Regions from separate parts of the Homo sapiens genome. Here region 1 is linked to region 2. Evidence: chromatin loops called from intact Hi-C (ENCODE). Cell type or tissue: psoas muscle. All regions are shown on one strand. Links, peaks and the distances in the headings refer to the core of each region. The heading gives the core; the rest is flanking DNA.

Region 1 (13,162 bases), core at 1,881-9,880, 180 kb before region 2:
GCAGGATATAAAATTAGCATCCAAATTCTGTTGAACTTATTTTACCTGTTTTATAATTTCAGCTTTCATGTTAGATTCAGGGGGTACATGTGCAGGTGTGTTATATGGGTACACAGTGTGATGCTAATGTTTGGGATACAAATAATCCTGTCACACAGAGAGTGAACATAGTACTAGAAGCTAGTTTTTAAACCCTTACCCTTCCCTCCCTCCTTCTTCTAGTAGTCCCCAGTGTTTGTTGTTGTCACCTTTTCATCCATGGGTACCCAAAATTTAGCTCTTGCTTACAAGTGAGAACATGTAGTATTTGCCTTTTTGTTCTGAGGTTAATTTGCTTAGAATAATGGTCTCCTGCATCCATGTTGTGGCAAAAGATATGATGTCATTCCTCTTTATGGCTGTGTAGTATTCCATGGTGTATATATACCACATTTTTAAAAATCCACTCCACCATCGATGAGCACCTACATTGATCCCTTATCTTTTCTATTGTGAATAATGCTGTGACAAACATGAGTGCATAGCTTTTTTTTAGTAATTTTTTTCAGGATATATACCCAGTAATGAGATTGCTGAGTAAAATGGTAGTTTTGTTTTAAGTTCTTTGATAAATCCCCAAACTTCTTTCCACAGTGGCTGAACTAATTTACATTCCCACTAACAGTATATAAGCATTCCCTCTTCTTTGCAGCCTCACCAGCATCTGTTGTTTTTTGACTTTTTAATAATAGCGATTCTTGGCCAGACATGGTGGGTCATGCCTGTAATCCCAGCACTTTGGGAGGTTGAGGCTGGTGGATCATTTGAGGGCAAGAGTTTGAGATGAGCCTGGCCAACATAGCGAAACTCTGTCTCTACTAAAAATACAAAAAAATTAGTTGTGTGTGGTGGCATGCACCTGTAATCCCAGACACTCAGGAGGCTGAGGCATGTTAATTGATTGAACCTGGGAGGCAGATGCTGCAGTGAGCCAAGATAGTGCCACTACACTCCAGCCTGGGTGACAGAGTGAGACTCTGTCTCAAATACTAAAATAATAAGTAATAATAATAATAGCGATTTTGACAGATGATGTTAGATGGTGTCTCATTGTGGTTTTGATTTGCATTTTCCTAATGATTAGTGATTTAGAACTTTTTTCATATGATTGCTGGATGCTTGTAGGACTTCTTTTGAGTAGTGTCCATGCCTTTTGACCATTTTTATTAGGATTAATTGGTTCTTATTGTTTAATTGTTTAAGGTCTTTCTAGATTCTGGATAATAGACCTTTGTTGGATACATAATTTATGAATAGTTTCTGGTACTGTGTAGATTGCCTGTTTACTCTGTTGAGAGTTTCTTTTGATGTTCAAATGTTTTTTAGTTTAATTAGGTCCCACTTGTCAATTTTTGTTTCATTGCAATTGCTTTCGGGGACTTACAAACTATTTGCTAAGTCCAGTGTCAAGAATGGTATTTCCCAAGTTGTCTTGTAGGATGTTTGCAGTTTGAGGTCTTACCTTGAAATCTTTAATCAATTTTCAGTTAATTTTGTGTATACTGAAAGGTAAGGGTCCAGTTTCGTTCTCCTGTCTATAGCATAGCAGTCATCTCAGCACTGTTTATTGAATAGGAAGTCCTTCACCCATTGTTTTTGTCAGCCTTCTTGATGGTTAGATGGCTGGAGGTGTACAGCTTTATTTCTGTGTTTTCTATTATCTTCCATTGGTCTATGTGTCTGTTTCTGTGCAAGTACCACGTTGTTTTGATTACCACAGCCTTATAGTATAGTTGTAAGTTGGGTAGTGTAATGTCTCAAGGTTTGTTCTTTTTGCTTAGAATTGTTTTGGTTATCCAGTCTCCTTTTTGGTTCCACATAAATTTTAGAATAAATTTTTCTAAATCTTTGAAGAACAACAATGGTATTTGGGTAAGAATAGCATTAGATATGTAGATTGGTTTAGGCAGTATGGCCTTTTAAGAATATTGACTCTTTCAATCCATTAGCATAATTTTTTTTCATTTATTTCTGTTGTTGCTGATTTCTTTCAGCAGTGTTTTGTAATTCTTTTTGTAGAAATCTTTCACCTTCTTGGTTAGCTATTTTTATAGTTATTTCTTTTTTTGTTGCTATTATAAATAAAATTGTTTTGTGGATTTGACTGTCAAACTGGATAATACTGGTGCATAGAAATGCTACTAATTTTTGAATATTAATTTTGTTTTGTGAAACCCTACTAAAATTGTTTACCAACTCCAGTAGCCTTTTGGCAGAGTCTTTTGGGTGTTCTAGGGATGGAATTATCTCACCAATGAAGAGAGAGAGCTTGACTTTTTTTTTTTTCCTATTCGGGTGCCTTTTATTTTTTGTTCTTGCCTGATTGCTCTGGCTGGGGCTGCCAGTACCATGTTAAATAGGAGTGGTGATAGTGGGCTTGTTTCAGTCTTGATACAGTTCTGAAAGGTAATGACTCTAGCTTTTGCCCTTTCAGTAGGATGTTGGCTGTGGGTTTGTCATAAATGACTCTTATTGTTATGAGGTATGTTCCTTCAATGCCTAGTTTGTTGAAGGTTTTTATCATGAAGAGATGTTAGGTATTATCAAAGGATTTTTGAGATGATCACATAGTTTTTGTTTTTAACTTTGTTTCTGTGATAAATCACATTTATTGACTTGCATATCTTGAACCAACATTGCATCCTAGGAATAAAGACTATTTAATTATAGTGAATTAACTTTTTCATGTGCCACTCGTTTCACTTTGCTAGTATTTGTTGAGGATTTTTGCATATATATTAATCATGAATGTTGGCTTGTAGTTTACTTTTTCATGTGTGTTTGTCAGACTTTCGTATTAGGATGATGCTGGTTTTGTAGAATGAGTTAAGGAAGAGTCCCTCTGCCTAAATTTTTAAAAATAGTTTAAGTAGAGTTGGTATCAACACTTTTTGTACATCTGGTAGAATTTAACTATGAATCCATGTGGTCCACAGCTTTTTTGGTTGGTATTTATGCCAGATTCAATTTTGGAACATGTTATCAGTCTGTTCAGGGTTTCAATTTCTTCCTGATCCTATATTAGTAGGCTGTGTGTTTCCAGACATTTATCCATTTTATCTAAATTTTCTAGTTTCTGTGCATAGAGGTGTTCATCATAGTTTCTGAAGACCTTTTGTATTTCTGTGGGATCAGTTATAATGTCACCTTTGTCATCTGATTGGGCTTATTTGGATCTTCTCTGTTTGGTTTCATTGATCATTTTTATAAATTTTTATGTCTCAATTTCATTCCACTCTGCTCTGATTTCAGTTGTTTATTTTATTCTGCTAGCTTTGGGGTTAGTTTGCTCTTTCTTTCTAGTTCTTCTAGGTGCAACGTTAAACTGTCAATTTGTGACTTTTCTAACTTCTTTATGTAGGCATTTGGTGCTACAAACTTTGATCTAAACACTGCTTTTGTTGCAAGAGATTTTTTGTTGTATCTCTGTTTTAATTTATTTCAAAGAATTTGTTGACTTCTGCCTTAATTTTCTTGTTTACCCCCAAAGTCATTTGGGAACAAGTATTTCAGTTTCCAATTAATTTTGTGGTTTTTGAGAGATCTTCTTGGTATTTATTTATATTTTTATTCCATTGTGGTCTGAGATTATGCTAGGTATGACTTTTTAAAAAATTTATTGAGACTTGCTTAATGGCTGAGCATGGGATCAATCTTGGAGTACATTCTATGAGCAGATGAGAAGAATGTATATTCTGTGAATGATGGGTGAAATATATATATTAGTTCCCATTTGCCAAGTGTCTAATTTAAGTGCAGACTTTCTTTGTCAGTTTTCTGCCTTGATAATCAACCTAATATTCTCAGTATGGTGTTGATGTCCCCCACTATTATTCTGTGGCTGTCTAAGTCTTTTTCTAGTTCTAGACATACATGTTTTATTAAACTGGGTGCTCTAATGTTGGGTGTATGTATACTTAGAATAGTTAAGTCTTGTTGAATTGAGCCATTTATCACTACGTAATGCTCTTATTTGTCCTTTTTTTAACTGTTTTTGTTTAAAGTCTGTTTTATTTGATATAAAAATAGTGATCCCTGCTTTTTTTTTAAAGCTCTTTCTCCACCCCTTTACTTTGCACCCATTGGTGTAGTTACATGTGAGATGGGCCTCTTGAAGACAGCAATAATTGAGTCATAGTTTTATTCAATTTGCTACTCTCTGTTTTTTTTTTTTTTAAGTGGGGCATTTAGGCCATTTACATTCAAAATTGATATTGATATATGAAATTTTGATCCTGTTGTGATTTTAGCTAGTTGCTTTGTAGTCTTGATAGTGTAGTTGCTTTACAGCATCTCTGGGCTATGTATTTAATTGTGTTTTTGTTATAGCAAGTATTGTTCTTTTGTTTCCATCTTTAGAACTCCCTTAAGAATCTTTTAGAAGGCTGGTTTAATGGAAACAAATTCCCTTAGTTATTCCATGTATGAAAAAGTTTTTATTTCTTCTTTTCTTATGAAGCTTAGTTTGTAGGAATATGAAATTCTTTGTTGGAATATGTTTTCTTCAAGAATGTTGAAAATAGGCCCTCAATCTCTTCTGTCTTATAAGCTTTCTGCTAGTAATTCCACTGTTACCTTGATGGGGTTCCTCTTGTAAATGATTTGACCCTTTTCTCTAAATTTCTTTAAGATTTTTTTCATGCTGACCTCGGAATGTCTGATGACTACATGTCTTGGAGCAGTCATCTTGTATAGTATGTCTCAGGGGTTTTCTGAATTTCTTGAATTTGAATGTCAACTTCTGTAGAAAAATTGGAGGAATTTTCATGGGCCATATCCACAAATATGTTTTCCAAATTGTTTACTCTCACATTTTCTCTTAGATATGGTAGTGTGTCAATATATTACTGATAGAAGGTGTCCAAGTTCTTGGCATCTCAAACAAAGAATTGGATAAAATGCAAAAATGAAGTGAGGAAAGCAAAAGTAGGGATTTATTGAGAACAAAAATACACTCCACAGTGTGGGAGCAGGCCCAAGCATGGAGGCTCAAGAGCTCCACTTACAGAATTTTCTGGGGTTTCAATACTCTAGTGGTTTCCCATTGGTTACTTGGTGAATATTCTATGTAAATGAAGAGAATGAAGTGAAGTCACAAAGTCATTTACTCAGAATGCACCCTATTGTAAATGGAGAAGCTGTTACTTGGTGTGTGTGGTCTATGTAAATGGAGAGGATAAATATGAAGTTGCAAAGTGTAAAAGGAGAGCATGTTACCTGGAGCATGTGGTCTATGTAAATGGTGAGGATGAATGTGCAGTTACAAAGTGTAAATGGCGTGAATAGAGAGGATGAAGTGAAGTTACAAAACCATTCACATTCCTGTCATTGCTAAAGTGCTTTCATTTGCTTTAGTTCTAGGAAGTCAGCATGGATTGGTCCCATATTCCCTGCCTCCAGGCCCTATTCTGCTGCCTCAATAGGTTTGGTTTGTTTACATAATCCCAAATTTTTTGAAGGCTCTGCTCATTTTTCTGTTCTTTTTTCTTCACTTTGGTCTGACTGGGTTGATTCAAAGAAAGAGTATTCAAGCTCTGACATTCCTTCTTCTACTTGTTCTAGTCTAATTTTAAGTCTTCCAACTATACTTTGACATTTCTGTAGTAAATTATTAAGTTTCAGAAATTTAGTTTACTTATTTTTTAAAATGTCTATGTCACTTTTCAACTCTGGGATCATTTTACCTACCTCCTTTGATTAGATTTCAACTTTCTCTTAAATCTCATTAAGCTTCCTTGACATCTACAGTCTGAATTCTATGTCTGTCACTTCAGACATTTCAACATGGTTAGAATCCATTGCTAGTGAGCTAATGCAATCCTCTAGTAAAGAACAACACTATGACCTTTTAAGTTGTTTGATTTCTTGCACTGATTCCTTCTCATCCGAAGGGGTTAGTGTTCCTTTTTCTTTTTAAATTGTTGTTGTTTAAATTAAAATTTTGGTTTTTATATTCTTTTTTTCTCTTGAGGGTTTGACTGTGGTGTATGTTGGGTATAGTCAATTTGCTTTATTTCTGGGTTCTCTCAGAAAGCCAAGGCATATGAGCATCTTAGTTGTAGCTGGCTTTCTGAATTGGGTTTTACCGGCATTGACTGGGTGCTGAAGGAATTTGTTTTTGCTTTGTGGTGTAATGCAGGCTACAATCCAGTAGATGGTGCTTAAGAGTAAGTATCCGCAGAGAGATTCTTAGCTTCATGCCTCTTTTCTATTTCAATGCATATGCAGCACTGCTCTGGGAAGGGGCAGTTGGGGGATGGGGATGAGAGATTACCCCCTCGCCAAGTCTGTTCCTAGGCCTGGGGAGAGCCCCTTTGATCACTGGAGCTGCACCCACATTTCTTTACCTTCAAGGGGACCCCTATGGGCTGCACTCCCCCTTCACTTGGGGTGACTTGAGCTGAAGGTTAGGCCACTGGGAGACCTGCAACTCCTCAGTGATCCACTGGTTCTCTCAACTTGGCAGGGTCACAGTGGGTTGTGGAGTATGTCTGTGAGTGGTCTGGTGATGCAGTGTATAAAGGGCAGAGAATTCATAGGTAGGGTGGTGGTTCTGTAGGTTTGCATCTAGTGTAGCACCTGCAGCCTGGGGATTTTTTTTTCCCAGCAGATGGCTGTGGGTTCCTCCAAGCTTGCAGTTTTCTGTCTGAGTCTCCCTTTGGTGTCTCCTCATGTGCAGGCTTGACCAGCTAGATTTGTCCCAGGCCTTCTGTGCCCAGATCGCTGAGTTGTTCCAGGTGTTCTGGTTCACATGGCTCCCTCAGACAAAAGCTGTAGCTGGCCAACAGGCCAACCCAGGCCAGTCTTGCAGAGGAAGGAATGCCTAGCTCCTATTTCAGCACACAAACACATTCCTTATGCTTTGCAGTGTTCTGAAACAGGGGGCTCTTCTCTGGCTCAAGCTCAGGCCACAGATCTCAGCTCAATAACCCTGGGCTGTGTGCTCAAACACTAGAGGGTTGGGACTGGGCCTGTGGCATTTTCTTCTGGGTCCTTGGGGTCAAACACTAGCTGTGTTGGTGGAGCCAAACTGCTCCCAAGCCACCAACAACACACGAAGGTGAGGCAGTGAATTGTGTGCTGTGTGCATCCTCTTGCAGAAGCAGCCAGGCAGGCTACCTTAGGAAGGGCCAGCAGAGAAGGGGACATGTAGATAAAATGTGCCCTGGTCTAACAGGAAAGGAAGGCCTGCTTTTTCCTGGCCTAACAGACAGCTGGGGCTACAGCCACTTAGATAAAAATGGAAAACCTTGGCAAATGGACACCTATGGTCGCATTTTGCTGCAGCTCCTCTGCATGCCATAAAATCTTCTGGAGTCTGCACATGTTTGAGCTCTGCCTTCACCTACTCTCCATGCAGTTTGCTCTGTCAATTCAAATGTTTATGTGGGTCATGGGATGTCTTGTATTTAGGATTTCAGAGATCCACTGTGGGAGTGTGGTGCCCCACTGTTTCTTCACTCATCACTTCCTTAGGACCTGTTAAGGACTGTGAGCTGGTCTTGGTGCTTGGTGACTGGATGTGAGTTTCCTAGCTTCCTCCCTCTTCAGCCTCAGTGTCTGTATCACCTATCTATTGACTTGCAGTATTTTCTCTCAAAATGTCTGTTCAAAGTGTGATGGTTTACTAAATATTTTGCTTTCTTTTGGTGTAAGAGGTGCTTCCTTGCTTTATCTAGCCAGTCATCTTGTTCCTTCCCTTGAACTACAGTTTAGATAAAGTGGGGTGAACACACATACAAAACATTCTATCCAAAAACAGTAAAGTATGTATTTCTGTCAAGCATACGTGGAATACTTTTTGAGATAGGTCATATGTTGGGCCACAAAAGAAGTCATAACAAATTTCAGAAGATATAAATTATGTTAAGTTTCTTCTTTGACTACGATGATATGAAACTAGGAATCAACAAGAAAAAAATACAGGAAAATTTGCAAATATATGGAAATTAAACAGCACGCTACCAAACAACCCATGGATCAAAGGAGAACTTAACAGAGAAATAAAAAATATCTTGAGAGAAAATAAAATAGAACCACAACATTTACAAACCATTTAGATGTAGCAAAAGTAGTTCTAAGAGAGAAGCTAATTGTAATAAATGAATGCATCAAAAAAGAAGAATGATCTCAAACAAACAACCTAACATAAGATCTCAAGGAGCTGAGTGAAGATGTGTAAACTAAGCCCAAAGTTAGTGTAAGAAGGCAGAAACAAAGATCAGAGCATAAATAAAATAGACTAGAAAAACAACAGGAAAGGTAAACAAGAGTTAGTTTTGTAAAAATGATAAACAGAATCAAGGAAACTTTTGCTACACTATAAAAGAAGAGAGATTTAAATATACAAAATTAGAAAAGTGAAAAGATGCATTATAACTGATACCTCAGAAATACAAAGGATACATTACAACTGATAGTACAGAAATAAAAAAAATCATAAGAAACCATTATGAGTAATCACATACTGCCAAATTGGATAATCTAGAAGAAATGAATAAATTCATACAATAATATAACCTATGAAAACTGAATCATGAAGAAATAAAGAATCTTATACCAATAATAAAAAGATCTAATTAGTATTCAAAACGCCCCAAAAGGAAAAACCCAGAATCAGATGGCTTTTTGACTACATCTTATCAAATATTTAAGAAAGAGCTAATACAAATCCTGCTAAAGTTCTTTTCTATAAATTAAAAATGAGGGAATGCTTTTAAAAACATGTACTAGGCAAGCAATGCCCTAACACCAGAGGCAGACACAAATAGTCTGAGAAAAATAATTACACGCCAATATCCCTGATGAACACAAATACAAAGAAAATCTTCAAAAAATACTAACACGACAAATTTAATACCAAATAAAAAGGGCCATTCATAATGACTAAGTAGGATTTTCCCTAAGATGCATAATTCAACATACACTAATCAATATATGTGATGCAACACTTTAACAGAATGAAGAATAAAAATTATAAGATTATTTAAATAGATGCACAAAGAACATTTAAAATTTTCAACATTCTTTCATGATAAAAACTCTTAGCCAATTAGGTATAAAAACAATGTACCTCAACAGAATAAAGGCCATGTATCACATGCCCACAGCTAACATCAAACTTGAGAGTGAAAAAGTAAAACCTTTTTCTCTATGGTAAGAAACAACACAAGGATATTCAGTCTCATTACTTCTACTCAACATATTACTAGAAGCTCTTAGCCAGAGCAATTAGGCAAGAAAAATAAATAAAAGCCATTCAAATTGGAAAGTAAGAAGTTAAATGGTCTGTGTTCTATTATTTGAAATATGAAAAACCGTGAAAAGTCCAGCAAAAAACTGTTAGAACAAATAAATTCATTAAAGCTTCAGGATACAAAATCAATGTAGAAAAGTTAGTTTCATGTGTATATGTTAAAAACAAACTATCTGAAAAATATCAAGAAAGCAATCCTATTTAAAATAGTTACAAAAATACTTTGGAATACATTTAATCAAAAAGTTAAAGAATCTGTACATTGATAACTATAAAACATTGATAAAGAAAATTAAAGAAGATGCAAATAAACAGAAAGGCTATTCCATGTTCATAGATTGAAAGAAATAATATTGTTAAAGTTTCATACTACTAAAGCCAATCTGAATTCAGTGTAATCTTTATCAAAATTCCAATGACCTTTTTCACAGAAATGAATAAAACAATCCTAAAACTCATATGGAACCACAAAATATCATAAATAACCAAAGCAATCTTGAGCAGAAAGAAAAAAGCTGAAAGCATCACACTACATGGTCACAAAATCAACTACAAAGCTGATTTGATAATGATCAAAACAGCATGGTATGGCAGAAAAATAGACATATAGATCAACAGAACTGAAAGAAGAGCCTAGAAATAAATCTACTCATCTCTGATTAATTAATCTTTGACAAAGATGCCAAGTACCTACAATGGGGAGAAGACAGTCTTCAATAAATAGTGCTGAAAATACTAGATATTCACAGGTAGAAGAATGAAACTGAACACTTGTCTCATTCCATATACAAAAATCAATTCAAAATAGAAAAAAGACTTAAACGTAAGACCAAAAACTATAAAACTATTAGAAAAATAAAAAGGAGAAAACCTTCATGAAATTGATCTTGACAAAGATTTCTTGGATTTGACCCCAAAAGCACGGGCAGCAAAAGCAAAAATAAACTTCACATGTTCTCACTCACTTGTGGGAGCTAAAAATTAAAACAACTGAACTAATGGAGATCGAGAATAGAATAATGGTTTCAAGAGGCTGAGAACTGTAGTGTGTGTGGGAGGGGAGTGGGGGTGGGTACAAAAATACAGTTAGATAGAATTAATAAGATCTAGTATTTGATAGCACATGAGAATAACTGCAGTCAACAATAATTGTACATTTTTAAACAACTTAAAAAATATGATTGGAATGTTTGTAATACAAAGAAGTAATAAATTATTGAGATGAGGGACACCCCATTTACCCTGATATGATTATTACACATTGTATTCTTGTATCAAAATATCTTGTACACCTGATAATTATATACACCTACTATATACTCATAAAAATAAAAAAAAAAAACTTAAAAACAAGATGAGGATGCCCCCTCTTGCCGCTTCTAGTCAACACAACACTGGAAGTCATAGCCAGAGGAATTAGGCAAGGAGAACAAATTTAAGAAATCCAAATATGAAAAAGAAGTTTCTATTTTTGCAGATGACATGATCTTATATATAGTCAACCCTAAGGACTCGACCAAGTAACTGTTAGAATTAATAAACAAATTCTGTAAATTTGTCAGTTACAAAATCAATACACAAAAAAACTATTGTGTTTTAAACAATAATAATAAACTATCTGAAAAGAAATCAAGACAATTCCATTTTTAATAGCTACAAAAATATTTAGAAATAATTTTTATGATTTCCTGAAGGATCTGTACACTGAAAACTATAAAACATTAATCAAATAAAGACAAAATAAATGAAAATGTAGCCCACATTTAAGAATTTTAAAAAATTATTGTTATTTTCCACACTATCCAAAGCTGTCTAAACATTTAATGCAATTTTTTCAAAATTCTAATGTCATTTTTCACAGAAATTTTAAAAAAACTCCTAGAAATTATGGAACCACAGAAGACCCAGTATAGCCAAAGAAATCTTTTGTAAATGAAAAATGTCAGAAAGCATCACATACTCTGATTTCAAAATATACCATAAGGTGATTGTAATCAGAGTAGCATAGTACTAATATAAAGACAGACACACCAATAAATAAAACAGGATAGAGAGCCAAGAAATAAATCCATGCTTTTATATTCAATTGATCTTTGACACAGATCCCAAAACACACAATGAAGAATGGACAGTCTCTTGAACAAATGGTGCTGGGAAAACCAGATATCCACATAAAGAGAATGAAATTAGATGCTCATCTCACTCCATATACAAAAATCAACTTAAACTAGATTAAGGGATTAATATGGAACCTGAAATTGTATAATTAATAGCAGAAAACATAAGTGAAAAACTCTTTCACATTGGTCTGGGCAACGATTTCCTGGATATGAACCCAAAAACACATGCAAAAGAAAAAAAAAAAAAACTAAGTGGAATTGCATCAAACTGAAAAGCTTCTGCAGAGAAGAGAAACCAATCAATGGGGTGAAGAGGCAACCCATAGATTGGAAGAATATATGTGCAAACCATACATCTGATATGGAACTAGTATTCAAAATATATAAGGAACTAAACTCAGCAAAAAAGTTTAAATTTTAATTTTAAATTAAATTAATTTTAATTTTAAATTTTAACCCAATTTAAAAATGAGCAAAGGACCTGAATAAACATTTCTCAAAAGCAGACCTACAAATGGTCATTAAATATATAAATAAATGCTCAACATCACTTAATACTAGGAAAATGCAAATTAAAACTACAATAAGATATGACTTCACATCTGTTAGAATAACTTATTAAAAAAAGATAAATTTTGGCAAGAATGTAGAGAAAAATAGCCCTTGTGCACTACTGGTGGGAATATAAATTAATATACTCCCTTTGGAAAGCAGTATGGATGTTCTTTGGAAAACTAGAACTAGAACTATCATATTATCTAGCAATCCCACTTCTGGCCACGTGTCCAGAGATTTGAAATCAGTATGTTAAGGAGATATCTGCACTCTAATGTTTATTGTAGCATCATTGCCAATAGCTAAGAAATGGAAGCAACTTAAGTTTCCATCAACAGAAGAATGATTTTAAAAATGTAATCTATAGACATGTATATGTGTATATAAATATGTGCAAGTATATATATATATATATATATATATATATGCACATACATATAATGGAATACTACACAGCCTTAAAAAAGAAGGAAATTCCATCATTTGCTACAATATACGTAAACCTGGAGGATATTATGCCGAGTGAAATAAACTAGGCACATAAATGAAAATACTGCATCATTTCATGTATATGTGGAATCTAAAACAGCAGAACTCACAGAAGTAGAGAGCAGAATAGTGGTTACCAGAGGCTTGGAGAGGGGGAAAATGGAGAAAAGGGGAGAAATTGATCAAAGGGTATGAAGTTTCAGCTAGACAGGAAAAATAAGCTTTAGTAATGTAGTGTACAAATTGATGACTATAATTGATAATAAAGCATTGTATATTTAAAAGTTGCTTAAAGATTTTACTTCAGATGTTCTCACCACAAAAAAGTGGATGAGTATGTGAGGTGATGGATGTGTTAATAAGCTTGATTTCATCATTTCATAATGTAAACATATATTAAAACATCACATCATACCACATAAATATATATAATTATTACTTTTCAATAAAAATACAATAAAATTGCAACTTTCTCCTTCAGAAAAGTATTTTTAAATACCCCATTACATATGTTACAGTTGGATAACCACTTATATTCCCTAAATTAACTCTGTTAATAACACAACTTATAAGTAATTTTTTTAAGACATCTATGAAACATGTGTCTACAAATACATCACTACATATATTACATCCATTCACTAAAATAATCTTATGACTTAGTACATTTTCTCTTTCTATAACTGAATACTTGAAATTGGGT
Region 2 (13,162 bases), core at 2,714-10,713:
TGTCATCAGCTTAAAATAATGGGTTATAAGATAGTGTTTGCAAGCCTCATAGTAACCTCAAAGCAAAAAAACATATAACACACATACAAAAAATAAAAAGCAAAAAACTAAATTATATCAATGGAGAAAACCAACTTCACTAAGAGAAAGGCAGGAAGAAAAAAAGAAGGAAGAAAAGACCACAAAACAGCAGAAAGCAAATAACAAAATGACAGAAGCAAGTCTTTACCTTTATCATTAGTAGCATAGAATGTAAATGAACTAAATCTCCAATTAAAAGCCATAGAGTGGTTTAACAGGTGAAAGCACAATGCCCATTGATCTGCTGCCTACAGGAAGCACACTTCACCTATAAAAACACACAGAGTAAAAATAAAGGGATGGAAAAAAGATATTCTATGCCAATGACAACAAAAAAAATAGCAGAAGTAGCTATGCTTATATTAGACATAATAGATTTCAAGACAAAAAACTATCAAAAGAGACAATTGATATCTCTATATAACAATAAAATGGTCAATTGAGCAAGAGAACATAACAAATTTAAATATATATGCACCCAACACTAGAGCACCCAGACATATAAAACAAATATTATTAAAGCTAAAGAGAGAGATTGACTCCAATCCAATAATAGCTGGATACTTCAATACCTCATTCTCAGCACTGGACAGAACATCCAGATGAAAAATCAACAAAGAAACATAGTCTGAACTATATACCAAATAAATGTAGAAGACATTTATGGAATATTTCATCAAATGGCTGCAGAATACATGTTATATTCATCAGCACATGGATTATTCTCAAAGACAGACCATATGTTAGGCCACAAGACAAGTCTTAAAACATTTTAAAAATTAAAATGAGGCAGGTCATGGTGGCTCACACCTGTAATCCCAACACTTTGAGAGGCCAAGGTGGGTAGGTCATCTGAGGTCAGGAGTTTGAGACCAGCCTGGCCAACATGATGAAACCCAGTCTCTACTAAAAATACAAAAAATTAGCTGGGCAGGGTGGTGTATGCCTGTAATCCCAGCTACTCAGGAGGCTGAGGAGGGAGAATCACAGGAAACCAGGAGGCAGAGGTTTCAGTGAGCTGAGATTGCATCACTGCACTTCAGTCTGGGTGACAGAGTGAGACTACATCTCAAAAAAAATTAAAATAATGTCAAGTATTTTCTCTAACCATAATGAAATAGAATTAGAAATCAAAATCAGAAAAAAAAGAGCAGTTTTGGAAAATATACAAATACATGAAGATTGCACAATATGCTCCTGAATATCTACTGCATCATTGAAAAAATTTAGAAGAAAATGGAAAGACATCTTGAAACAAATAATAATGGGGGCATGATATATAAAACCTAAGGTATACAGTGAAAGCAGTACAAAGACGAAAGTTTATAGCTCTAAATGCCTACATCAAAAAAGAGAAAAACTCAAAATAAACAATCTAACAATGCATATTAAAATCACAAAAGCAAGAGCAAGTCAAATACAAAGTTAGTAGAAGAAAAAAATTAAGATCAGAGCAGAAATAAATAAAATTGAAATGAAGAACCAATTCAAAAGATCAGTGCAACAAAAAGTTGGTTTTTTGAAAAGTTAAACAAAATAGACCAATTGTTAGCCTAATCAAGACAAAAAGAGAGATAATACAAATAAAACAAAATAAAAAAGAAGACATAATGACTGATACCATGGAATTTCAAAGGATTATAAGTGGCTACTATGGGCAACTATACGACAATAAATTGGGAAATCTAGAAGAAATGGAAAAATTCCCAGACACATTCAACCTACCAAGATAGAACCTCCAGAAAGATATAAAAATCCTGAGATCACTAACAAGTAATGAGATTAAAGCTGTAATAAAAAGTCTCCCAGTAAAGAAAAGCCTGGAACCCAATGGCTTCACTACTGAATTTTACCAAACATTTAAAGAAATAATACCAATTAAACTCAAACTTTTCTGAAAAATAGAGGAGGAGGTTATACTTTCAAACTCATTCTACAAAGCCACTAGTACCCTAATACCAAAACCAAACAAAGTCACATAAAAATAAAAAACAAACCAAAAGAAAACTATGAGTCAATATCACTGATGAATATTGATGCAAAAATCTTCAACAAAATACTGGCAAACGAAATTCAACAATAGTTAGATAGAATATACAATATGGCCAAGTGGGATTTATTTCTGGGATACAAAAATGCTTCAACATATGCAAATCAATCAATGTGATACACCATATCAACAGAATGAAGGATAAAACCATATAATTATTTAATTAAGGCTAAAAAAGCATTTGATAAAATGTAACCTCCCTTCACTATTAGAAAAGAACTCTCAAAAAACATGGTACAGAAGGGACATACATCAATGTAATAAGAGTTATCTATGAAAGACCCACAGTGAGTACCATACCAAATGGCAAAAAACTGAAAGCCTTTCCTCTAAGATCTGCAACAAGACAAGGATGCCCACTTTCATCACTGTTACTCAACATAATACTGGAAATTCTAACTAGAGGAATCAGACAGGATAAAGATATAAAGGACATTCACAATGGAAAAAAAGAAGTCAAATTATCCTTGTTTACATATAATATGATATTATATATGGAAAAAAATAAGGGCTCCCCAAAAATAAACTATTAGAACTGATAAACAAATTCAGTAAACTGGCAGGATACAATATCAACATACATAAATCAGTCACGTTTTCATATGCCACAGTAAACAATGTGAAAAAAATTAAAAACCAATCCCGTTTGTTAATACAATAGCCACACATTAAATTAACCTAACCAGAAAAGTGAAAAATCTCTATAATAAGAACTATCAAACACTGATGAAAGAAATTGAAAGGAACATAAAAAATAGAAATACATTTCATGTTTATGGAATGGAAGATTCAATATTTTTAAAATGTCCTTACTACTTACAGCAATCTCCAGATTCAATGCAATTCTTATCAAAATACTAAAGACATTCTTCAGGTAAATAAAAAACATTCTCAAATTTATATGGAACTACAAAAACACAGCATAGCCAAAGCTATCCTAAGCAGAAATAATAAAACTGGAGCAGTCACATTACCTGACTTCAAATTATACTACAGAGCTATAGTAACCAAAACAGCAAGGTGCTGGCATAAAAACAGACAGACCAATGGAACAGAATAGAGAAGCAAGAAATAAATACATACACCTACAGCAAATTCACTTTTAATAAAGGTGCCAAAAATACACTGGGGAAAAGACAGTGTATGTTTATTGTTTTTCAATAAATGGTGAAGAAAAACGGGATCTCCATATGCAGAAGAATAAAACTAGTCCTCTATCTTTCACCCTACACAAAAACTAGATCAAAATGAATCAAAGACTTCAGTCTAACACTTCAGTTTATAAAACTACTTCAAGAAAATGTTCAGGAAAATCTCCAGAACATTACTCTGGGCAAAGATTTGTCAAGCAATGCACCACAAGCACAGGCACGCAAAGCAAACATCAACAAATTGGATCACATCATGTTAAAGAGCTTCTGCAAAGCAAATGATACAATCAACAAAGTGAAGAGACAGTTCACAGAATGGAAGAAAATATTTGCAAACTACCCATATAACAAGGGATTAATAATCAGAATATGCATGGAGCTCAAACAACTCTATAGGGAAAAATTTAATAATTCAATCAAAAAGTGCACAAAGATTGGTATACACATTTCTCAAAAGAAAATATAGAAATGACAACAGGCATATGAAAAGGTGCTCAACACCATTCACGATCAGAGAAATGCAAATCAAAACTACAATAAGATATCAACTCGCTCCCGTTAAAATGGCTTATATCCAAAAGATAGGCAACACTGGAAAGAATGTGGAGAAAAGGGAACACTCATACACTGTTGGTGGAAATCTAAATTAGTACAGCCACTATGGGGAACAGTTTGGAGAATCCTCCAAAATGAAATCTAAAAATAGAACTACCATGCAGTCCAGCAATACTACAGCTGGGTATATACCCAAAGTATGAAAACCAGTATGTCAAAGAAATATCTGCACTCCCATATTTGTTGTAATGCTGTTAACAATAGCCGAGATTTGGAAACAATCTAAGTGTCTCTTAATAGACTAATGCAAAAAGGAAATGTGTAAGGTGTAAGGAAGTGGTCCAGTTTCAGTTTTCTGCATATGGCTAGCCAGTTTTCCCAGCACCATTTATTAAATAGGGAATGCTTTCTGCATTGCTTGTTTTTGTCAGAGTTCTCAAAGATCAGATGGTTGTAGATGTGTAGTGTTACTTCTGAGGTCTGTGTTCTGTTCCATTGGTCTATATGTCTGTTTTTGTACCAGTACCATGCTGTTTTGGTTACTGTAGCCTTGTAGTATAGTTTGAAGTCAGGTAACATGATGTCTTCAGCTTTGTTCTTTTTGCTTAGGATGGTCTTGGCTATATGGGCTCCTTTTTGGTTCCCTATAAAATTTAAAGTATGTTTTTCTAACTCTGTGAAGAATGTCAATGGTAGTTTGAAGGGAATAGCATCGAATCTATAAATTACTTTGGGCAGTATAGCCATTTTCATAATATTGATACTTCCTATCCATGAGGATGGAATGTTTTTCCATTTGTTGGTGTCCTCTCTTATTTCCGTGAGCAGTGGTTTGTAGTTCTCCTTGTTCCTTCACATCCCTTGTTAGCTGTATTCCTAGGTATTTTGTTCTCCTTTTAACAATTGTGAATGGGAGTTCATTCATGATTTGTCTCTCTGCTTGCCTATTGTTGGTGTCTAAGAATGCTTGTGATTTTTGCACATCGATTTTGAATCCTGAGACTTGGCTGAAGTTGCTTATAAGCTTAAGGAGTTTTTGGGCTGAGATGATGGGATTTTCTAAATATATTATTATGTCATCTGCAAACAGAGACAATTTGACTTCCTCTCTTCCTATTTGTATATGCTTTATTTCTTTCTCTTGTCTGATTGTCCTGGCCAGAACTTCCAATACTATGTTGAATAGGAATGTTGAGACAAGACATCCATGGATTAAAGACTTAAATGTAAAACCCCAAACCATAAAAACCCTAGAAGAAAACCTAGGCAATACCATTTAGGAAATAGGCATTGGCAAACAATTCTTGATGAAAATGCCAAAAGCAAATTCAACAAAAGCCAAAATTGGCAATGGGATCTAATTAAACTACAGAGCTTCTGCACAGCAAATAAACTATCATCAGAGTGAACAGGCAACCTACAGAATGGGAGAAAATCTTTGCAATCCACCTATCTGACAAAGGTCTAATATCCAGAATCTACAAGGAACTTATATTTACAAGAAAAAGCAAACATTCTCGTCAAAAAGTTGGCAAAGGATATAAACAGACACTTCTCAAAAGAAAACATTTATGTGACCCACAAATATATGAAAAAAGGCTCAACATCACTGATCATTAGAGAAATGCAAATCAAAACCACAATGAGATACCATCTCACGCCAGTTGGAATGGCAATTATTTAAAAGTCAAGAAACAATAGATGGTGGTGAGGGTGTGGATAAAGAGGAACTCTTTTACACTGTTGCTAGAAATGCAAATTAGTTCAACCATTGTGGAAGACAATGTGGTGACTCATCAAGGATCTAGAACCAGAAATACCACTTGACCCAATGATCCCATTACTGGGTATATATCCAAATGAATATAAATCATTCTACTATAAAGACACATGCATATGTAAGTTTATTGCAGCACTATTTACAATAGCAAAGACATAGAATCAACCCAAATGCCCAACAATTCTAGACTGGATAAAGAAAATATGGTACATATACACCATGAAATACTATGCAGCCATAAAAACGAATGAGATCATGAGATTTGCAGGGACATGGATGAATCTGGAAGCCATCATCCTCAGCAAACTAACACAGGAACAGAAAGCCAAACACTACATGTTCTCACTCATAAGTGGGAGTTGAACAATGAGAGCAAATGGACACAGGAAGGGAAACGATACACACCGGGGCCAGTCTGGGGATGGGAGGTAAGGAGAGGAAAGTCATTAAGAGAAATAGCTAATGCATGTGGGGCTTAAAACTTAGATGATGGGTTAATAGGTGCAGCAAACTACCATGGCACACAATACCTATGTAACAAACCTACACATTGTGCACTTGTATCCTAGAACTTAAAGTAAAATTTAAAAAAAGAAAAAGAAAATGTACATATACACAACGGAGTACTATTCAGCTATTAGAAAATAAAATTCAGTTATTTGCCATACACGGATGAAACTGGAGTTTATTATGTTACGTGAAATAAGCCAGGCACAGAAAGACAAACATCACATGTTGTCACTTTTTTTGTGAAATCTCAAAATCAAAGCAATTGAACCCATGGAGATAGAGAGTAGAGTGACGGTTGTCAGAGGCTTCGAAAGGTAGTGGGGCAGTGAGCGGGAGGTGGGGATGGTTAATGGGTACAAAATATAGTTAAAATGAATGAACAAGCCCTAGTATTTGATAGCACAACTGGATGACTATAATCAATAATAATTTAATTGTGTATGTAAAAATAACTAAAATAGTATAACTGAATCGTTTGTAACACAAAGAATAAATACTTGAAGAGATAAATACCCCATCTTCCATGATGTGATTATTATGCATTGCCTGTCAGTGTCTAAATATCTCATATACCTTATAAACATATACACCTATTATGTACCCACATAAATTAAAAATTTTTAAATTTAAAAAATCAAATGGCGATATGGTAGATTATAAACAAATTATATATAAAAATTAGCAGATTCTGAGATATATGCAAAAATACTAAGGGCTAATAATGTCCAGGGAAATCCTAAAGAAGTTAAAGTTTTAACACAAGATGTCAAAAATAATTATAGAGTTTCAATTCTAGCATGGCAATATAGAAGCAAGTTTGTTTCTCTTTCACCCACGAAAAACAAAAACAAAAAAAAAATATATAGCACCAAGATCTTCACAGGCAACAACCCAGAGCTCAAGTATAAGGGTGGACAGTTATCAGGGTCACAGAGCAGTGGAAAAACTCTGAGCAGACCGTAGGAGATCTGGAAATTCACATCCACAATGCCCTCCCCTCCATTCTTCCAGGCACCAACCATAATGAGTAACTCACCTCAACTCATGATTTCTACACTGGGAAAAGTAAAATTGAGCTGGTCAACCATCATTTTCACCTTCTTGGTTCCCTTGGCAAAAAACAAAAAAAAACTGTTTGTGCCTTAATTCATAGGTACTATCACAACATCCAGAGGGAGAACTATCCCTGAGGACAGGCAGAGACAAAGGAAAGAAGAAAGACTAGCATCCTTAGCCAGGAAATTCAGCTCTGTAAGTCAGCCAAAAAGATCCCAAATGAGAGTGGCTGGAGGTACATTCTCCAGGTCCCCAGGGAAAAATCCAGCCAGACTTCCCACTCTGCTGGGATAATCCCTTTAGGATCTTCCACATTTGGAACTGGTAGTGCTCTGACAATTTACTAGAGCTGAGACAAACCTGGGGTTAGGGTGCCACCTAGAGCCAAAAAGGAGACAGCAACCTATCAGTAAACCTAAAGCAAACAGTAAAACTTAAGCAAATATATCTAGTAAAAACCAGAACAAGCTAGATAAAGAAAAGTGGAATAAAAAATAAATACTTCAATGCAAAGACATAGATTTATAACCACAGAAAACTACAGCAAATGGAAACATAACCTTCCCCAAATGACAAAGCAAAAATCCAGTGACTGACCAAAACAAGATAGCAATTTGTGAGCTCTCTGACCAAGAGTTCAAAGTAGCAGTTTTAAGGAAACCTATTGATCTCCAAGATAACAATAAAAAGTAAATTAAAAATTTATCAGAAAAATTTGACTAAGAAACTGACATAAATAATAAAAAGATATGTTGGAAATGAGAAACACATTTGCTGATCCAAAGTCATTAGAGGCTCAAAACAGTAGAATGGATCAAGTAGAGGAAAGAATCAGTGAGCTTGAAGACTGGCTATTTGAAAGTGCACATTTAGAGGCCAAAAAATAAAAAAAGAATAAAAAGGAATGAAGATCAACTACAAGGTGTAGAAAATTACTTCAAATGATCAAATCTAAGAATTATTGGTGTTCAAGAGGGAGCTGAGCAAGAACAAAGGCTGGAAAGGTTATTTAAAGGAATAATAACAAAAAATTTTCCAAAATTTGAGCAATATATAAATATCCAGACACAGGAAGGTCTGATAACAACAGATTCAACCCAAATAAGACTACCTCAAAAGGAAATAACAATCAAACTCTCAAAGGCAAGAACAAAAAGATCCTATATGCAGCAAGAGAAAAGTAGCAAATAACATGTAAAAGAGATTCAATTCATATGGCAACAAATTTCTTAATGGTAACCAAAAATGCTGCAGGAAAAAAAAAGACATTTTCAAAGTGCTTTTAAAAAAAACCCTGTTGGGGGATCTAGAACTAGAAATACCATTTGACCCAGCCATCCCATTACTGGGTATATACCCAAATGACTATAAATCATGCTGCTATAAAGACACATGCACACGTATGTTTATTGCGGCATTATTCACAATAGCAAAGACTTGGAACCAACACAAATGTCCAACAATGATAGACTGGACTAAGAAAATGTGGCACATATACACCATGGAATACTATGCAGACATAAAAAATGATGAGTTCATGTCCTTTGTAGGGACATGGATGAAATTGGAAATCATCATTCTCAGTAAACTATCGCAAGAACAAAAAACCAAACACCGCATATTCTCACTCATAGGTGGGAATTGAACAATGAGATCACATGGACACATGAAGGGGAATATCACACTCTGGGGACTGTGGTGGGGTGGGGGGAGCGGGGAGGGATAGCATTGGGAGATATACCTAATGCTAGATGACGAGTTAGTGGGTGCAGCGCACCAGCATGGCACATGTATACATATGTAACTAACCTGCACAATGTGCACATGTACCCTAAAACTTAAAGTATAATAAAAAAAAAAAGAAGAAAAAAAAAAAACCCTGTTGGAAGGGAGCATCACACACCTGTCGGGGGTCAGGGGCTAGGGGAAGGATAGCATTAGGATAAATACCTAATGTAGATAATAGGTTGATGGGTGCAGGAAACCACCATGGCGGGTGTATACCTATGTAACTAACCTGCACATTCTGCACATGTATCCCAAAACCTAAAGCATAATTTTTTTAAAAAAAAGCCTCTCACCCAAGAATATTGTATCCAACAAAATTTTCATTCAAATTTGAAGGAAAGATAAATTATTTTAGAGAAAAATGAAAGCTGATAGAATTCACCACTGCCACACCTGCATTATAAGGAATGCTAAAGGGTGTACTTCAGTCTGAAAGAAAACAACACTAATGCACTAATGTGCAAAATAAAACTTTTCAAGGCATAAAACCCACTGATAGTAAAGTACATACATGAACCCAGAATATTGCTGTATTTTCAGTGTGCAATCCACTCATAACTCTAGTACAGAGCCCAAAATAAAAATTTAGCAAAAACAATAATAGCTACAACAACTTTTTAATAGATAGATAGTCAATATAAAAATATGTAAATTGAGGCAAGTAAAAGTCAAAATAAGAGAGATGATGGAGTAAAAGAGTAGATTTTTTGTGTTATTCTCCCTTTGTTTCTTTCTTTTCTTTCATTTGTGATTTGAGGTAAGTCATTTTCTCTTTAAAATTGCTTGTTACATCTATAAAATATTTTTCTAAGTCTAATAATAACCACAGCACAAAAACCGATTTTTAGATTCACTAAAAAAAAGCAACAAATTAAAACATAATTCCAGTGATAATCACTTATCCACAAAGAAAGAGAGTAAGACAAGAAGAAAGGAAAAGAGGGGTCTCAAAACAACCAGAAAACAAGCAACAAAATGACAGTAGTAAGTCCTTACTTATTAATAATAACACTGAATGTAAATGGACTCGTCTTCAATTAAAAGACATAAAGTGGCTGAATAGAAAAATACACAAGGCACAATTATATGCTGCTTTAAGGAACCCACTTTACCCTACAAAGACACACACAGACCGAAGTAAAGGCATGGAAAAAGGTATTCCATTGAAATGAAAACCAAAAAACATCAAGAGTAGCCATGCTTATATTGATATTAATACAATAGACTGTAAATCAAAGATTTTTTAAAGTAAGGTCACTATATAATAATAAAAGAGTCAACTCAGAAGGAGGGTATACCACTTATGAATATCTATGCATCCAACACCAGAGCTTACAACACTCTAAAGCAAACATTAATATATCTGAAGGGAGAGATAGACTGCATTATAATAATAGTAGAGGACTTTAATAACCCACTCTTGGTAATGGACAGATCACCTTGACAGAAAATCAAAAAAGCAACAGGGGGTTACACTACACGTGAGATCTAATAGGCCTAACAGATATTTACACATAATATCACCCAATTGCTGGAGAATAAAAATTCTTTTCATCAGCACATGGAATATTTTCCAGAATAAATCATATCTTAGGCCACAAAACAAGTTTTTAAAACTTAAAAATAATATAAGTTACATCAAGAATCTCCTCTAGTCACAATGGAATAAAAAACTAGAAATCAATAATAAGGGGAATCTAGGAAATTACACAGACACGTGGAAATTAAACACCGTGCTCCTGATTGACCAATGAGCCAATGAAGACATTAAGAATAAAGTTTAAATATTTCTTTTTTTTTTTTTTTTTTGAGACGGAGTCTCGCTGTTGCCCAGGCTGGAGTGCAGTGGCTCAATCTCGGCTCACTGCAGGCTCCGCCCCCTGGGGTTCATGCCATTCTCCTGCCTCAGCCTCCGGAGTAGCTGGGACTACAGGCGCCCGCCACCTCGCCCGGCTAATTTTTTGTATTTTTAGTAGAGACGGGGTTTCACCGTGTTAGCCAGGATGGTCTCGATCTCCTGACCTCGTGATCCGCCCGCCTCGGCCTCCCAAAGTGCTGGGATTACAGGCGTGAGCCACCGCGCCCGGCCTAAATATTTCTTGAAACAAATGAAAATGGAATACCACATACCAAAATCTATAAGATGCAGCAAAAGCAGTACTAATAAGGATGTTTATACCAATAAATGCTTACATCAAAAAAGTATGAAGAGTTTAAATCAACAACTTAAAGATGCACCTCAAGGAATTAGAAATGAAAGAGCAAACAAACCCAAAATTAGTAGAAACAAAGTAACAAGAATCAGAGCAGTAATAAATAAAATTAAAAGTAAAAAAATACAGATGATCAGCTACACAAAAAGTTGTTTTTTTGATAAATAAATTAACAGAGCTCCAGCTAGACTAAGAAAAAAAAGAGAGAATTCAAATAAATAAAATCAGAAACAAAAAAAGGAGACATAAGAACTGAGACTTCAGAAAAAGAAAGAATTATTAGAGACTATTATGGACAACCTACACTCCAACAAATTGGAAAACCTAGAAGAAATGGGTAAATTCCTGGACACATACAACCTATTAAGATCGAACCAAGAAGAAATAGAAAACCTCAATGAAGCAATAATGAATAATTAGATTGAAGTTATAATAAAAAATTTTTGTTAAAGAATAGCTCAGGGCCTCTAGCTCAAAGCTGAGTTCCACCAAACATTTAAAGAATACTAGTATTATTCAAACCTCAAACTGTTCAAAAAAATTAAATAGAAAAGGATACATTCAAACTCATTCTATGAGGCCAATTCACCGTCATACCAAAGCCAGATGAGAAGACAACAAAAAAAGAAAACTATAGGCCAATATTCCTGATGAACATAGACTCAAAAATTCTCAACCAAATACTAGCAAATCAAATTCAACAGCACATAAAATAAATCATTTACTATAATCAAGTGTGGCTTATCTCAGGGATGCAAGGAAGGTTGAGCATATACAAACCAATCAATATGACACATTACACCAACAGAATGAGGGACAAAAGCCATTTGATCATCTCAATAGATATACAAAAATTGTTCAACAAAATTCAACATTCCATCATGGTGAAAACATTCAAAAAACTAGAAATAAAAAATGTATTTCAACACATTAAAGACCATTTCTAACAAATCCACAGCAGACATCATACTAAATTAGGAAAAGTTGAAAGCTTATAAAAAATAAAAGGATTCCAAATTAAAAATAAATAAGTAAAATCATTTCTGTTTGAAGATCACATAATCTTATACACAGAAAACTTAAAGACTCCACCAAAATACTGTTAGAACTAGAAGTAAAAAACAAATTCAATAAAGTAAATGAGTTCAGTAAATCAACATAGAAAATTCAGTAGCATGTCTATATATTAACAACAAAGTAATTCAAAAGGAAAATAAGAGAACAATCCCATTTACAATCTCTACAAAACATAAACTGTTCAGGAATAAGTTCAACCAAGGAGGTAAAAGATCTCTACACTGAAAAGTATACAACATAGATGAAAGAAATTGAAGACGATACAAAGAAATGAAAAGACATCTATGTTCATGGATTGAACGAATTAATATTGTTGAATTTGCTGGCAAGATGGCCAAATAGGAACAGCTCCCGTCTGCAGCTCCCAGCGAGATAGATACAGAAGGTGGGTGATTTCTGCATTTCCAACTGAAGTACACAGTTCATCTCATTGGGACTTGTTGGATAGTGGGTGCAGCCCACAGAGGGTGAGTTGAAGCAGGTTGGCATTTCACCTTACCAGGGAAGTGCCAGGGGTTGGGAAATTTTCCTCCCCTAGCCAAGGGAAGCCATGAGGGACTGTGCCATGAAGAACAGTAGACTCCAGCCCAGATACTGTGCTTTACTCATGGTCTTTGCAACCCACAGACCAGGGGATCCCCTCCGGTGCCTATGCCACCAAGGCCTGGGGTTTCAAGAACAAAACTGGGCAGCCATTTGGGAGGACACTGAGCTAGCTGCAAGAGTATATATATATATATCTCCCAGTGGCACCAGAAACATCAGTCAGACAGAGGCGTTCACTCTTCTGGAAAGGGGGTTTAAGCCAGGGTACCAAGTGGTCTGGCTCTGTGGATCCCAACCCCATGGAGCCCAGGAAGCTAAGATCCACTGGCTTGAAATTCTTGCAGCCAGAACAGCA

What was found. Peaks named below come from ENCODE experiments on the same cell type or tissue, not always from the same donor. Only the 100,000 strongest peaks of a DNase experiment are listed, where the experiment ranks them.
Region 1: a loop joins it to region 2, with 6 times the contacts of the local background. A loop is called at or near these places in 55 of 110 quality-filtered maps.

The regions. Positions count from the first base shown.
Region 1 is chrX:76,447,845-76,461,006 of GRCh38, reverse strand. No RefSeq gene overlaps it. Among named protein-coding and RNA genes, the nearest start is that of MAGEE1, 27 kb to the right of the region's middle. In psoas muscle, for the core only: a CTCF peak has its summit at 6,171 (motif pointing right); no DNase peak of the experiment used is centred there; H3K27me3 peaks cover 459 bases.
Region 2 is chrX:76,273,575-76,286,736 of GRCh38, reverse strand. No RefSeq gene overlaps it. Among named protein-coding and RNA genes, the nearest start is that of PBDC1, 110 kb to the right of the region's middle. In psoas muscle, for the core only: a CTCF peak has its summit at 7,592 (motif pointing left); no DNase peak of the experiment used is centred there; H3K27me3 peaks cover 381 bases.